Linked DNA regions of Homo sapiens: region 1 is linked to region 2. Evidence: read pairs that join two places in POLR2A ChIA-PET (ENCODE). Cell type or tissue: K562. All regions are shown on one strand. Each heading gives the region's core, and the rest is flanking DNA. Links, peaks and the distances in the headings are about the cores only. Region 1 overlaps ZBTB40 (zinc finger and BTB domain containing 40). Region 2 has its middle 1.5 kb from the start of C1QA.

Region 1 (2,904 bases), core at 232-2,731, 170 kb before region 2:
TTTTTTTTCCTGATAATAATAGCAGGCTGGGCACAGTAGCTTATGCCTGTAATCCCAGCACCTTGGGAGGCCAAGGCAGGAGGATCCCTTGAACCCAGGAGTTCGCGAGCAGCCTGGGCAACATAGGGAGACCCTGTCTACAAATCAAAAAATTAGTCAGGTGTAGTGGCTCATGCCTGTAGTCCTAGCTACCTGAGAGGCTGATGCGGGAGGATTGCTTCAGCCCAGGTGGTCAAGGCTGCAGTGAGCCAAGGTCGCACCACTGTACTTCAGCCTGAGTGACAGAGCAAGACCCCATCTCAAAAAAAAAAAAAAAGAAAAGAAGCTAATACTTATTGAGCATTTACTGTTGACAGTCACTTTGCTAAAGCAATTCAGGTGCATTCTCTCATTTCATCTTCACACTAAAACTATAAGGATGTTAAGGCTCACAGTGATTAAAGTGATATGCCCAAGGTCACCGAGTAAGTGTTCAAGTTAGTTCTGCCAAATCCGAGTCCACGGTCTAAAACACTATTTCCCAATTAAATACTGTCACTGAAAAACTTTTGATTCCATGTTTTGATTTGCGTTTCTTTAATTATTCACCAGGCTGAATTTTTAATCAGTTTATTGACTTTTAATTTTTTGTGAATTATCTATATTTTTCTTTTTAAAATTTAAAATGTTAATGTTTCCTTTTTTTTTTTTTTTTTTTTTTTTTTTGGAGACAGGATGTCGCTCTGTTGCGTATGCTGGAGTGCAGTGACACAATCATGGCTCACTGCAGCTTGAAACTCCTGGGCTCAAGTGATCCTCCTCCCTCAGCCTTCCAACTAGCTGGGAGTATAGGCATGTGCCACCATGCCTGGCTGGCTTTTTTTTTTTTTTTTTTTTTTTTTTTTTAGTTTTTGTAGAAATGGGGTCTCACTCTGTTGCTTAAGCTGATCTCGAACTCCTGGGCTCAAGTAATCCTCCTGCCTTGGCCTCCCAAAATGTTGGGATTATAGGCATGGGCTGCCATGCTTGGTGTTTCCTTATTGATTTGTATAATCTTTCTTTTTTGGTTTGTTTAGTAGGGACAGGGTCTTGCTCTATCACTCAGGCTGGAATACAGTGGCACAATCATAGCTCACTATAGCCTTGACTGCCTAGGCTCAAGTAATGTCCCCACCTCAGCTACCTGAACAGCGAGGACTACAGGTGTACTCCACCACACTTGGCTAATTTTTTGGTATTTTTTTTAGAGATGGAGTGTCACTATGTTGCCCAGGCTAGTCTTGAATTCCTTGTCTCAAGGGATCCTCCTGCCTTGGCCTCCCAAAGTGCTGGGATTATAGGCATTGAGCCACTGTGCCTGGTTGTCACTTCCTTTAAGCCATGAAGTGTTCACTGGTTTATCATTTATGTTTTAATTTTGTTGATGGTGTTTTGTTTTAAAGCTTACATTTTTATGTAGTCAAATCTATTGATCATTTGTGAATTTCTTCTGTTTCCTTTATGCGTAGAAAAGCCTCTTCCAGTTATGTTTTCATTAATGTATTACTTCTTTTTTTTTAAGAGACACAGTCTCACTATGTTGCCCAGGATAGAGTGTGGTGTCTGTTCGCAGGTGTGATCAAAGAGCACTACAGCCTTGGCCTCCTGGCCTCAAGCCATTCTCTTGTGCCAGCCTCCTGAGGAGCTGGGACTACAGGTACATGCCATTGCACCCGGCTATATTAATAGTCACCTAAATGTTTTTGAGGTCAAGTCACAAATCCACCTGATAGGGTTTTTTTGTTTTTTTGTTTTTTGTTTTTTTTTATGAGACGGAGTCTTACTCTGTCACCCAGGCTGGAGTGCAGTGGTGCGATCTTGGGTCACTGAAACCTCCGCCTCCTGGCTTCAGGCAATTTTCCTGCCTCAGCCTCCTGAGTAGCTACCACGCCCGACTAATTTTTGTATTTTTAGTAGAGACGGGGTTTCACCATGTTGGTCAGGCTGGCTTTGAACTCCTGACCTTAAATGACCGCCTGCCTTGGCCTCCCAAAGTGCTGCTATTACAGGTGTGAGCCAGTGTGCCCGGCCCCACCTTATAGTTCTAGTGGCAGTGGATTGGGAAATTTGTAATCATATGTTTGCATATATTTTGGGCAGTTTTATGACTTAAAGATAGTTATTTTTTTGCTGAAAGAGCCATCAGTGGTTGAATTTTAATCAACATTCGAAGAAAAAAATGATAAACAGGCTGTATAACCAGCCTAGTGCTTCAGCAGCATGTGAGATGCATGGAAGCCCTCCCCACTGAAGCCCTGTTGTGTGTACTTAGGAGTTTGGTATCTTGGTTCAAATACTGGCTTAAAAGCTCAGAAACCTGGATCCTGGTTCTGGCCCTGCTGTTGCCTGTTATAGATTTATGACTTGAGCAGGTCACTTGATTTCTATCAATTCTTTCATCTGTAAAATAATAGGGCTGAATTACATAATCTCTGAGGATAATTCTAGTTGCATAATTCTGACTGTTATCCTTCTGATAAGGAATCATTTCATGTACATTTGGTATCGATAAGTTTTTTATAAAGTTTTAAGTGGCATGAAGGAAGGGAGAGTAGTAACAAGTGAATGAAGTGTGTGGGAGAAAGGAGTGGGTGGGGGAACAGAGAAAGGGAACAAGGAATGAGTCTGCCACAGCCAGTGTATGGCAGATGGCCCAGAAGGAAGCTAGAAGGGGGATAAATCTGAAGTGAGCTGGGAGCTTCATTGGGCTTCGGCTTCTTGAAGGAGGAGTAGTTCTGATCTGGTATAGACAGATGTCCCGAGCGTCAAAAGAAAAGCCTATGGTCAGGGCCAGTAGGAGGGTACTCTGAGAGAAAGAGACTGAAAAATTAGCACATGGTCATGATTATTAGATACCTGCCAAAAGTTATCTCAAAGACAAAGCAA
Region 2 (2,894 bases), core at 395-2,894:
CCTCCTCCTCTTTTCCTCCTCCTGCCTCTGGCAAAATTTTCAGAAAACAAACAAACAAACAAAAACATGCTCATGAGAAGAAGCAGACAGATGTGGTCAGCCCAGGCCTGAACACATTGGTCTCCAGTCTGGGAGAGACAGAGCCTCTCTATCTAAAGAAAAGCATTCTCAGGGTCCAAGCTGACAATGATGCAGTGTGCCGTGCTGACAGGTAATGAGCATCCCATCAGTTAAGGTGAGTAAGGCTAGATGATCTGTTCAAACACTAGCAGCAATTGTCTCTAGATGGTAGAATTCACAGGCTTTTGTTGCTGGGTTTTGTTTTTTGTTTTTTTTTGAGATGGTGTTACAGGATCTTTGGGGTGTCATTTTCTGGCCGGAAACCTCTGTGGCTGGTGGCACCTTTGCCCAAGTTTTGCTCAGGCCCACTGGGCTTGTTTCACTCACTCCTCCTGGCAGGCAGCACTCAGCTCACATTACCAGCCTGGGTTCCACATCTGCCCAGGGCAAGTCAGGCATGGAACAGTGAAGGGTGTGTGAGTGAACATGGGGTCTGGCCACTGCACACAGTCAGACATGCCGGCTGCTGCAGCGGGGTGAGCAGCTCCAGGTGCCAGCATGGGCGCCAGCTCTCTGAGAGGTTGTGGCTAGACCAAGTACACCACAAGCAGCTTCCACAGCTGGCACCGGGGAACACGGTGGCACCCAGAAGCTTCGAGATGCCAGGAACCACAGGGCCCCGAAAAGGGAGTCACAGCTCCAGCTTGGGGAGCTCCCAGGTCTGGGTTCCCCAGAGGGCCGCAGCTCTTCTTTCCTTCCCTTCACCTGCATCATGGCAAGCAAGGGGCATGTTTCAGCCTTGTTTGTGTTACAGCTCTTTCAGCCCCACCATTTGATGGGTCCCAAGTTCTTATCCTGCAACCAGGAAGAATGAGGTATGCAGACAAGTGGGGAGTGAGCAAGACGAAGAGGAGCTTTACTGAGCGATAGAACAGCTCAGCCTCCTGCAGAGCCTCCCTCAGGGGGCAGCTCCTTTCCACAGCCAGGGTGTCCTGATGAGTGTTCAGCTGCTAGCAGAGAGGAGACCCTGGAATGGGAAGCTCCTCTCTGCAGGCAGGTCATCCTGTCGACTTTCCAGCTCTCAGAAGAGGGAAGACCCTGGAATGGGAAGCTCCTTTCTGCAGGCAAGTTGTTCTGCCATCTCTGCAGCTCTCAGCAGAGAGGAGGCCCTGGAGCGGGTAGCTCCTCTCGGCAGCTGGTCATCCAATGTCTGCCCAGCTCTGGCTGAGCCTGAAGCTTTCATGAGCCTCAGAGAGGAGGAAGTGCATACTGATTGGTCCATGGGTGGCTATAGGCAAGCCCAGAAAATACACCATAAGTTCCCACTCTGGTGTGTGGGACTGGCAGCCTGGCCCCCAGCCTTGAGGCCCTCCCTGGCTTGAAGGTAGGGCCTCACCAGGGACCCATCCCCTTCCACCCAGGAGCCTGTCTGTCTCCTGCTGCTGTTCATGGTGCCCAGGCTGTTCATGCCAAGGAGCGTCTGCAGGCCAGTGCCGAGCTGCCCTCAGTTTCCCCTTGGCTTTCCTTCCATGCTAGTCAGTGCCCAAAGTCCAGAGGGGGCCAAGGCAGCAGGGGTCTAGTGTGTCAGCACTGCCCCAAGCATGCCCACACCCAGCCAGGCTGCGACAGCACCCAGGCTCAGCACCAACTTTGCTCTAAGATCAGAGTGGGCGCCAAGAGGAGGGAGAAGCCAGGCAGTGGGAGCAGACACTTCTGAGCCTGAAGGGTGGGGCGGGGGGCCTTCCCGGGCCCCCAAGATTGCAGGGATGCCTGGGTCCACAGCTGCAGTTTAGGCAGCTGCAGCTGCATGGGGGATGGCGGGGGCCCCCACCTGCTCCATGAAGCAGGATCAGCTGTGGTTTGGCAGCTGCAGTGGTTCCCAGGAGGGCGGGGTTCCCACTGTCCCCAGCTCCCACTGGCTACATGGAGCATGCAGCCCTGGCCGTGCCTCCCTGCTGCAGCCAGTGTGATGACAGCAGCCATTCCAGACGGCCCGCCATTGCCATCTCTTTTTTTTTTTTTTTTTTTTGAGATGGGGTCTTGTTCTGTCTCCCAGGCAGGAGTGCAGTGGTAAGATCAAAGCTCACTGCAGCCTCAACCTCCTGGGCTCTAGCAATCCTCCCAGCTCAGCCTCCCAAATAGCTGGGACTACACAGGTGCATGCTACCACACCTGGCTATTTTTTAAATTTTTAGTAGAGATGGAGTTTCACCATGTTGGCCAGGCTGGTCTCGAACTCCTGACCTCAAGTGATCCGCCTGCCTTGACCTCCCAAAATGCTGGGATTACAGGCGTGAGCCAAAGCACCTAGACTTGCTGTTTTTTTAAATGTTGGCAAAAGCTAGTGACTAAGTGTTCACCATGTGCCAAGTGTTTTGTATGTGCAAGTCATTAAAATGTTATAATAATCAGATGATATAGGACCCCGTTCCCAGTGTACAGATAAAACTGAGGGCTCAGGAGGTCAAGTAATTTCCCAAAGACATGCAACTAGGAAGCAGCAAGTCTAGAAACAGATTGCTGTGCTTCCTTCTCACCAATGCACTGTTCTTTCTTCTTTGTATTTTCCAAGCTTTTGGCAATGAATTGCATGTCACTTTCATAATCATGAAAAGTCCTACAAGGGACAGATTTTTTTAAAGATTCCTTCCGCTCTGGTGTTCTGTGCTTCGCTGGTTCTCAGAACCTCACCCTGCACGGCCTCCACCCCACATCCTCACAGGCACTGGCCTCACTGCCCCCACTCCCACACCAGCTGTTGCTGGGGCAGGACGCCCAATGTCCCAGTCTTGCTGAAGTCTGCTTGAAATGTCCCTGGTGAGCTTCTGGCCACT

Evidence for each region. ChIA-PET counts read pairs that join two places held together with the same protein. Peaks named below come from ENCODE experiments on the same cell type or tissue, not always from the same donor. Only the 100,000 strongest peaks of a DNase experiment are listed, where the experiment ranks them.
Region 1: POLR2A ChIA-PET joins it to region 2 with 10 read pairs; 2 of 35 experiments call an interaction of 5 or more read pairs at or near these places.

Annotation. Positions count from the first base shown.
Region 1 is chr1:22,467,788-22,470,691 of GRCh38, forward strand. All of the region lies in intron 1 of ZBTB40 (zinc finger and BTB domain containing 40), which reads left to right. Among named protein-coding and RNA genes, the nearest start is that of ZBTB40, 17 kb to the left of the region's middle. In K562, for the core only: no CTCF peak of the experiment used is centred there; no DNase peak of the experiment used is centred there.
Region 2 is chr1:22,633,661-22,636,554 of GRCh38, forward strand. It overlaps a transcript of C1QA not described here. Among named protein-coding and RNA genes, the nearest start is that of C1QA, 1.5 kb to the right of the region's middle. In K562, for the core only: no CTCF peak of the experiment used is centred there; no DNase peak of the experiment used is centred there; H3K27me3 peaks cover 700 bases.